2 separate regions of the Homo sapiens genome follow, and region 1 is linked to region 2. Evidence: chromatin contacts called from ENCODE Hi-C or POLR2A ChIA-PET data. All regions are on one chromosome and are shown on one strand. The core of a region is the stretch at or near the end of the contact, and the rest is flanking DNA. Distances in the headings are between cores, read along the strand shown.

Evidence for each region. Hi-C counts contacts between places; a loop is a spot of excess contacts on that map. ChIA-PET counts read pairs that join two places held with the same protein, here RNA polymerase II (POLR2A).
Region 1: a map of motor neuron shows a loop between it and region 2 (7-fold over the local background). The contact joins two enhancer-like sites. A Hi-C loop is called at or near these places in 1 of 168 maps with a recorded cell type or tissue (motor neuron). POLR2A ChIA-PET finds 5 or more read pairs at or near these places in 2 of 52 experiments (activated T-cell and naive thymus-derived CD4-positive, alpha-beta T cell).

The regions. Positions count from the first base shown.
Region 1 is chr17:78,817,303-78,822,036 of GRCh38, forward strand. USP36 (ubiquitin specific peptidase 36) reads right to left here. Exons shown (of 21, transcript NM_001385174.1): 7 at 4,635-4,702; 8 at 3,689-3,759; 9 at 2,628-2,710; 10 at 1,365-1,476. Among named protein-coding and RNA genes, the nearest start is that of USP36, 21 kb to the right of the region's middle. Within about 2 kb of position 2,194, at least 6 of the 41 ENCODE cell types and tissues checked have a DNase peak (open chromatin) inside an H3K27ac peak, as active enhancers do.
Region 2 is chr17:78,110,126-78,114,772 of GRCh38, forward strand. TMC6 (transmembrane channel like 6) reads right to left here. Exons shown (of 20, transcript NM_001127198.5): 19 at 3,423-3,499; 20 at 1-3,086. The coding sequence ends at 3,023. Among named protein-coding and RNA genes, the nearest start is that of TMC6, 16 kb to the right of the region's middle. RefSeq lists an enhancer at 2,466-2,525. Within about 2 kb of position 2,651, at least 11 of the 41 ENCODE cell types and tissues checked have a DNase peak (open chromatin) inside an H3K27ac peak, as active enhancers do.

The DNA.
Region 1 (4,734 bases), core at 944-3,443, 710 kb after region 2:
CACCTGAGTCTACGACATTAAGAATCTGCAAACACATTTGAGAAATGCTGACCTAAGCAAGCCCCCACCACTACCAGTGAGGAAACGGAGGCTCAGCCAAGGGTGTCATTCCAAACCACATAACCAGGCTCTCAGAACAGAACTCTAGATTTTTATGAGATACAGACATCTACTGGGCACGGTGGCTCATGCCTGTTATCCCAGCACTTTAGGAGGCTGAGGCAGGCGGATCACCTGAGCTCAGGAGTTCGAGACCAGCCTGGCCACCATGGCAAAACCCCATCTCTACTAAAAATACAAAAATTAGCCAGGTGTGGTGGTGGGCGCCTTAATCCCAACTACTCTGGAGGCTGATGCAGGAGAATCACTTGAACCCAGAAGGTGGAGACAGCGCCACTGCAATCCAGCCTGGGCATCAGAGCAAGACTCTGTCTCAAAAAAAAAAAAAAGAGAAAAAAGAAAAAAGAAACACATCTTCTATGAAAATGCCACTATAGGCCAGGTATGGTGGCTCACACCTGTAATCCCAGCACTGTGAGAGGTCAAGGCATGCAGGTCACTTGAGCCCAGGAGTTTGAGACCACCCTGGGCAACACAGCAAGATGCTGTCTCTACAAAAAACTTTTTAAAAAATTAACCAGGCATGGTGGCATGTGCCCACAGTCCCAGCTACTCAGGAGGCTAAGGCAGGGGGATCGCTTGAGCTTGGGAGGTCAAGACTGTAGTGAGCGCTGATTATGCCACTGCACTCCAGCCCAGGTGACAGAGTGAGACCCTGTCTTAAAACAAAATGAAATTTAAACAATAAAATACCATCGTGTCAAAAGTAGTTTTTCTAAACTCCATATTTCATAAAAAGCCAGAGCATGCAACGGCACCTGTTCTAGACATCAAAAGGACATGGACAATGCAAGTCCCACCGCCCAGTGCTCATCACACTCATCTGGAGAACCCTGAAAGTCCCTGCCAGGACCAGCCCAAGCACAACCAGAAGCTGCGGTAAATCCATTAAGACAGTGGCCCTGGAACTTGACTGTGTATAACAAGCATTCAGGGATTTTGCAAAAATGCAGATTCCTGGGCCCTGTCCTCCAGAGATTCAAATTCACTGGCACTGGGATAAACCCAGAAACGTCTATTTTTAAAAGGCGTCCCAGGTTGCTTCCCCTCTCTGTGACTGTCTTCCCGTCCTGGACAAGGGCGAAACTACAGTCCCTACTTCACAATATGTGTAGAACCTTTAGAACAGGGACAGGTACTGTGTAAACAGCAGCTATCAAACTCGTGGCTATCACTTTCTTCGTGTTATTCTGATGCCGACTGTGGCCCACGGAGCTGCCTGGGATGGTGTCACGAGCGCTCACCTTGGTGATCTTCCCCCCGCTGAAGTTGGCAAAGCGCTTGAGGGAAAGGGTTAAGACGTTGGATGTTCTGTGGATGGTGAAGCGCTTGCTGGCTGGAACCTTCTTCTTGCATCTATGAAGAAGGTGATGAGAAAGATTAATGAATGATTGATTCGTGCTCTGAAAAATGTTGTCTTAACGCTAAGTTAATAACAGCAACAACTGCTCTGTAATAGTGGAATCTTCATCAATGAGATTTCGACCTTCTGCTCCTCTCAAAATCACATTAAGCATGCCTCAAGTAAAGGAAAGCTACCACAGGGAAATAAGACTACAGAAAGTGGGAAGATTCTAAAGCAAAAAAATAAAAGTACTGTACCCACCAGGAAACTAAATAAAATACAGGAAAAAGTTGCTTTGGGCCAACACAGGAAAGAGCAAATTAAAGCAGATGTGGCTGAGTGATAAAACGGGCAGGCAGGAAGTCAACGTAAGCAAAGCTAGAAGATGCGCAAACACAGGGAGAGAAAACAGAAGCAGAGGCGCGCAGCTTGGAGAGCTGCAGGAAACAGACCTAAAGAAGAGTAAAGCAGAATTAAGAATATATTCTTTAGTGCCTACAGCTTTACAAGGACCTAGATATAAAGATATTCAGCCGGCTGTAGTAGTGTGATCCCAGCACTTTGGGAGGCAAGGCAGGAAGATCACCTGAGTTCAGGAGTTCGAGACCAGCCTGGCCAACAAGGTGAAACCCTGTCACTACTAAAAATGCAACAAATGACAAAGTAAGAGTTCTATCTGCAGAAACGGAAAAATGTCCAAAACCAGTTAAGTAAAAAATGAAAGCCAAAGAAAACACTCCTTAAGAGGCAAGAGAGCAGCTGGTTGGGCACAGTCCCTGGGGCGGCCGCCCGGTGCCAGCCAGTGTGAACTGATGTGAGCTCGTGCTCTGCCACGTCCTCTTGGTGTGGCCCCATGGCTGGTCACTTCACTTCTCTGTGCCTCAGTTTCACCATCCCTAGCAATGGGAAACCACAGCCCCTACTGCACAATATATGCGGCATCTTTAGAACAGGTATGGTGTAAACTGTAGCTATAAAAATCATAGCTATTGCTTCATTCGTGTTATTTAGAAGTTTGAGTTTTTAGGACACACATAGGTTCCTCAAGAAATGCGAGCAGCGGTCACCGCTAAGGAAGAGTGGGTGGGCACAACACTGTCAGGTGAGGGGACTTATTTCCCGTCTGGTATCAGTCTTCTGCCACAAGCAACGTGAAACTTACTTAGCACACATGTAGGCATTCTCTCCACTCAGGACATCTGCTTTCACAAAAAGTTCCAGAGCACGCACAATATTCGCAGCTTGCTGAGGAGGACAAAAACAGGGAGTAAAATACACAGCAGAGGAAAAAGGCTGATTCAAGAAATGCCAAATTTAAGGTCTTTTTTAGGCTGAGGCAGCAAATCACAGAACTTAGACTCGCATAAAAATTTGCCCACTAGCTGCCAGATTGGGACTCCTTCTCCAGAGACAAGAAATGAAAGCAGCCAGGAACAGCGGCTCACGCCTATAATCCCAGCACCTTGGGAGGCCGGGGCAGGAGGATCATTGAGGCCAGGAGTTTGAGACAAGCCTGGGCAACATAGCAAGACCCCTGTCTCTGCAAAGAAATTTAAAAAATTAGCCAGGCGTGGTGGTGCATGCCTGTAGTACCAGCTGTGTGGGAGGATCACTTAAGCCTAGAGGTCAACACTACAGTGAGCTATGATTGCGCCACTGCACTCCTGCCTGGGCCACAGAGCAAGACCCTGTCCCTCAAGCCCCTATAAAAAAAAAGCAAAGCAAAGAAATGACAGCTGCAGGTCTGCCATGAATCAGTCACTTTTATCAGGATGATCTTGTAGCTGGACCTGCTCTGGAGCTTGGGTTGGCCCAGCAAAGGCAGACCACCCTCCCGCACCCTGTAGCTGCAGCAGGATGTGCGACAAAGCCAAGGCTGCTCTCCCAGGTGAGGCCCACAGAGCCACCAAGCTCCAAAGGCTGCACGCCGCCCAGAGCACACAACAGACTCTCCTCAAGCCCTGGGGACAGCGTTGTTCCTGTTCATGCTTCAGGACACAAAACCCAATTTTACCATTTTTTTCTTTAAATAAAAGGATACGCTTAGGAAAAACTCTAGAAAAAAACAGGTAAAGACAATGGTCTGTACTGCAAGGCGGCAGGGAGCAAAGGAGTTTTCTCCCTATCTATTTTGATCTGATGCCTTTACTGTTCTGCGGGTTCTGTTTCACCCTCTGGCCTCGCTCTCCTACTGCAAAAGTGAAGGGCAGGACAGATCTGTACCCGGATCTCCAGCGCGACGTCCAAGTAGGGGTCGTAGGTGTCCGAGACGCTCTTGCACACGGAGCACTTCACTGCAACAGAACAGAGGCAGTGGAGCAGGTGGGGCCTGGCAGAGGCACTCCCAGCTCCCAAGACCGAGACCCAGCAGGGAGGCAGACTCTCAGCAGGGCTTTGGCCAAAGATGAGATTCCCACTAGCCCCTGAAGCATCCTGGTGTCCGAACAGAGAGCTCTCTTTCACCACTGAAGTTCACAAAGATGGATGTCAATATCTTTGCACTCACAGGGCCCTCCCTGCCTGGACTGCTGACCACCACGTGCGGTACTCTCCTGCTGAGGGAGAGCAGAGGGAAGAGCTGCCTCCTCCCTGCACGCGTGCACGGCACTTCCTAATGAGAATATATATATATATATATATATATATATATATATTTTTTTTTTTTTTTTTTTTTTTTTGAGATAGAGTCTTGCTCTGTCACTCAGGCTGGAGTGCAGTGGTGGGATCTTGGCTCACTGCAACCTCCACCTCTTGGGTTCAAGCAATTCTCCTGACTCAGCCTCCCAAGTAGCTGGGATTGCAGGCATGTGCCACCGCGCCTGGCTGATTTTTGTATTTTTAGTGGAGACGGGGTTTCACCATGTTGGCCATGGTTGGCCAGGCTGGCCTCGAACTCCTGACCTCAGGTGATCCTCCTGCCTCGGCCTCCCAAAGTGCTGGGATTACAGGCGTGAGCCACCACACCCAGCCCTCGTGGGAATATTCTAACAACTGCTCCAGTGGCCAGGCGGGCCAAGAGTCTCAGAGGAAACCATGGCTCAAGACCTCAGAGACTGACCCAGGTCTGCACAGCGAAGAAAGAGCCCCAGCCTGCGTTCCAACTCTTAGGGTTTCCTGGGTTCATGTTCTAATCCTGGCAAGAAGCAGTAGAACAAACGTCTCCACTTACCGCGTGATCTGAGATACCCTCCAAAAATTTGATGGACCAAGGTAGTAGCCTGCGTTTGACGATCCAACCTGAAAAGGAGACCCCAGCCTTTAAGGGAAGG
Region 2 (4,647 bases), core at 1,401-3,900:
TCAATCAGAATCTCTCGGGGTGGGCCTCAGGCACCAGTGTTTTTTTGTTTGTTGGGACAGGGTCTTGCCATTGCCCGTGCTGGATTCAAAACACCTGGGCTCGGCAGGTGTTGTGGTTCATGTCTGTAATCCCAGCACTTTGGGAGGCCGAGGCGGGCAGATCACTTGAGGTCAGGAGATCTTGACCAGCCTGACCATCATGGTGAAACCCCATCTCTACTAAAAATACGAAGATCAGCCAGGCCTGGTTGTATGCACCTGTAATCCCAGCTACTTGGGAGGCTGAGGCAGTGAGCCGAGATCATGGAACTGCACTCCAGCCTGGGCAAGAGCAAGACTCTGAAAAAGCAAATAAACCGAAACTCTTGGGCTCAAGCAATCCTCCGCCTCAGCCTCTGGAGCAGCTGCAATTACAGACAGGCGCCACCACCTCCAGCAAGTACCAGTGTTTTTAAAACCTCCCTGGTAGATTCCGTTGTGCAGCCCAGGCCGAGAAGCATCGCGGAGTCTTGTCATTCAGCCTGAAAATAGCATCAAGTTCCCATCCACTCGAACAACAGTTTGTAGATCTTAGGCTGCTCTCATCGAGCAAACATGGCCTCCTTGCAACACCTCAAATGGGTGCCAGGCATGGTACGCAGCACACAAACTGTGTCACTTGATACAGCGGCCCCATGAGGCGAGGAGCTGGGAGGTCACAGAACATGCCCCAGGGCACCCAGGGACACACTGAAGCCCAGGCCTCCAGCACGCAAGGGCTGCTCTGAAGAAATACGGGAGGTCCTCACTGGAGGGTCTGGGGCCACACGGTGGGTCCGGAGACAGAAACGAGGAGAGGACGGGCTCACCCAGCCGTGGGGCCGCGGGCTGGACATCCAGTGGGAGTGGGAAGCCGCCGTCTCAAGGCAGAATTCCCTCTCTGGGACACCTCGGGTTTTGCTCTTAAAGCTTTCAGCTGATAGGATGAGGCCCACCCACATTCTCAAGGATGATCTTTAGGTGAAATCGACTGTAGGTGTTCACCACATTCCAGCAGCACACGATCACAGCAACACCTCGGCCCCTCTCGATGAGATCACTGGGCCCCACAGCCTGGCCTGGTTGACACGAAAGACTGACTAGCACACACGGTAATTCTCCAGAAATATCCAGGCCAAGTTCTTCCACTTTCCTGTCATAAGCAGCTAGTACTGTCCTTTGTGAGGCTGGCAAGATGGGCTCAACAGGTCACAACCAATGATCATGCTGGCAAGCCAGCAGTGGCAGGCGCACGTCCCCAGCCAGAGAGGGACCGTGATGGTTTGGAGGACAGCATCTGCACAGATAGGGGCTGGAAACCCTACGTCGGTCCCTGTGGACTGTCACGTCACTTTCTGGACTGCCCACGCAGCTTCACCCAGCAGCACTCGCACCTGAAGATGCTGCCACAGTTGGCTGCCCAGAATCAGCACCAGCTACTTGCTGAGGCCCAGAAGCACCACTTGGCTCAGATCCACCCAGATGCCAACTCTGTCGGGCCCCTGTGGCAGCACCCAGATGTCTGCAGAGCACAGGAGCATCCCCATGGGATTGGGTGGGCTAGACCCAGCGTGGGGGTCTGCTAGCAGCCAGTGGCATCTCCATCTGGGTCTGACCCTTTTCTGGGCCCATCGCTCTTTGACCATTTCCCCACCTGGGTTCATTCCCCCAATCCCAAGCGCAGCTCCTGCAGGCCTGGAGCCCTGGGCTGTGACAGGCTGGTCCCCACAAGCCTGGAACCCTGCGCCGTGACGGGCTGGTCCCCACAGACCTGGAGCACTGGGGTCATGACGGGCTGGTCCCCGCAGGCCTGGAGCACTGGGGTCATGACGGGCTGGTTCCCGCAGGCCTGGAGCACAGGCTGACGGGCTGGTCCCCACAGACCTGGAGCACTGGGGTCATGACGGGCTGGTCCCCGCAGGCCTGGAGCACAGGCTGACGGGCTGGTCCCCGCAGGCCTGGAGCACTGAGGCTGACGGGCTGGTTCCTGCAGGCCTGGAGCACAGGCTGACGGGCTGGTCCCCACAGACCTGGAGCACTGGGGTCATGACGGGCTGGTCCCCGCAGGCCTGGAGAACTGAGGCTGACGGGCTGGTCCCCGCAGGCCTGGAGCCCTGGGCTGTGATGGGCTGGTCCCCGCAGACCTGGAGCCCTGGGCTGTCATGGGCTGGTCCCTGCAGACCTGGAGCACGGGGTCATGACGGGCTGGTCCCCGAATCCCTGTGCCCACCCCCCACAGCCTACGGTTTTCGGTATCCCACGGGCTCCTCAAACTCAGCCCAGTCAGACCCAGGATCACCACCCCCCAGCCAGCTGCTGGCAGCCAGAAGCAGGGGGCCAGCCCCACCTCACCAAGCCCTGTTCGCCTCCAAGCACAGGTGCTGGTTACCTATGCCTGGGAGGCAACTGTCCCCACAACTCATTTGCAACTGATATGTCTCCCCTCCAAGTCCCTCTCTAAATTTGTCTCCTGCTCCAGTAGATGCTACAGCATCACCCAATGGTTGACGCATCGCTCTGGTCACAATCCGTGCCTGCTCGGCTCACTTGTGCAGGTGTAAGCCCCTCCTGGGCGCGAGTTCAGGCTGGTCAAAGGCAGCAAGCGAATCAAGCCCTGGCGCGGTCCAGCCCCTGCCATCTGGGGCTTGGCCAGCAGAGGGCGCCCCCACTCCAGCTGAGGTTCCCAGGACCCAGACCTGCGCCTGGAGGTGGCCCCAGGGCAGCGGGAAGCAGGCCCCGGGTGTGGTCACAGACACAGAGCCCCAAGGGACAAGCCCATTTGCAAAACCCCTTTAATCAGAATAAATAGAGTCCCAGGCAGGGCAGAGTTCATTGGGGATGCCCAAGCCGGATTCACCCACCCTTCCAGCTCCAGCCTAGGCGCAGCTGCGGCTTTCGAGAGGCGAAACTGTCTTCCTTGTCCTGGTGTCCCAGCAGGGTCACTGGGAGGCAACAGTGTGGTCTCAGGGTGCTGGGCGGGCCCGTGAGGCCCATCGCCGTCCCCCTAGGCATCCTGTTCATCTGTGAGCAGGGCAGGGGGTGCCGCAGCCTCCTCGGTTGTCCCAACCCTGCCAGAAAGAGACATCACTGAGGGGACCCCATAAACATCAACATCCCTGCAACCTGGCTGGGCGCAGCCAAGGCCCGGCGAGGGACAGGCCAGACGCCCCACAGCCTTTCTCCTGAGATGTATTTTAGGTCCCTGTCAAAATGGCCAGGCTCCGGAGGCCAGAGAAGGCTCTAGAGAGAGTGAAGGTGGGCGCCGGGGGGGAGATTTTTGTAGGTCAAAAGCGGTCAAGTGTCAGCAATGTCGTGGTGTAGCCCCAGTGGCAGCCCTACTGTCCAGCCCTGGCCCCTCTCCCCTCCAGGCTCAGAGTGTCCCCAATCCCTCCACGGACCCTCACCTGCTCCTCTCCTCCCTCTCCTTCCTCTCGTAGATGGAGTGAAGCTTGTTGATTAAGAAGATTTTGTCCTCACCCTCCTAGAAAGGCCAGAACACAAAGGGGAGGAGAAATCATCCATCAGCCCATCCAGAGCCATCCTGTTCCAAACTGCATTTGAGGGAAAACTCACGAGGTGTATTCAACATCGCAAGCAGCAAAAACATAAAAGAAAAGGTGAAAGGGCCACCAAACAAGGACAAGGAAAAACCAAGAGCCAGGAAGTGGGCGTATGTGTGGATCTAAGCTTCCTAGTGGCCAAAGTGAAAAGGGAAATGTAATCAGCAGCCCAGAGCCAGCCTGACTCAATTTAAAACCAGCCCTGCCACGTACTGGCTCTGCCTTGGGTTACTAACTCTGTGACCTCAGTGGCAGCATCTGTAAAGGGGGATAATAACACAAGGCACAGGGTTTACATTAGTTTCCTGCTGCTGTCGTAACGAACTGTCATCAACTTCGTGGCTTAAAACACCACCGGTTTCTCAACTTTCAGTTCTGGAAGTGAGAAGTCCAAAATGAGTCTCACTGGGCTCCAGTCAAGCATGATCAGGGCTACATTCCTCCCGGAGGCTTCGGGGGAGAATCCTCTTCCTCGCCTTTTCCAACTTCTAGAGGCCCCTGGCTCTCAGCCCTTTCCTCCACTTCAAAGCCAGCAGTGGCTGCTCAAGTCCTGCTCACGTGGCACCACTCTGACCCTGACACTCCGGCCTCTGTTTTTCACCTCTAAGGACCCTGAGATCACGCTGGGCCACCACGATAATCTAGGGCCATCTCCTATCCAAAGTCAGCTGACTGGCAACTTTAATTCTACCTGCAATCGTAATTCCCCAGCCACGCAACGTAACGTATTCACAGGCTCCATCCAGTCTTAGGACGGGGACATCTTTGGGGCCAGTACTGGACTGACCCAGGGCTCTTTCGACAATGAAATGTGACAAGCAGAGGGGGCACTTAGCAAAGGATCTGGTGCACCGAAACACTGATCATCAGTGCCTGGGTCAGACCGGGATTCCCCGCCCGGAGCTTCACACAGAGAACAGGAGTTCTGTCAAGAGCCACACGGATTGGCTCTGGGCACCTGGCAACCTGGCTCAGCCTAGGAGGACCACTTAGAATACCTTCAAGGAGAGACCATGGGCCCCTTAAGCAACAACCTAAGTAGCTTCTATCGAGTTGCTGATGAGTATGG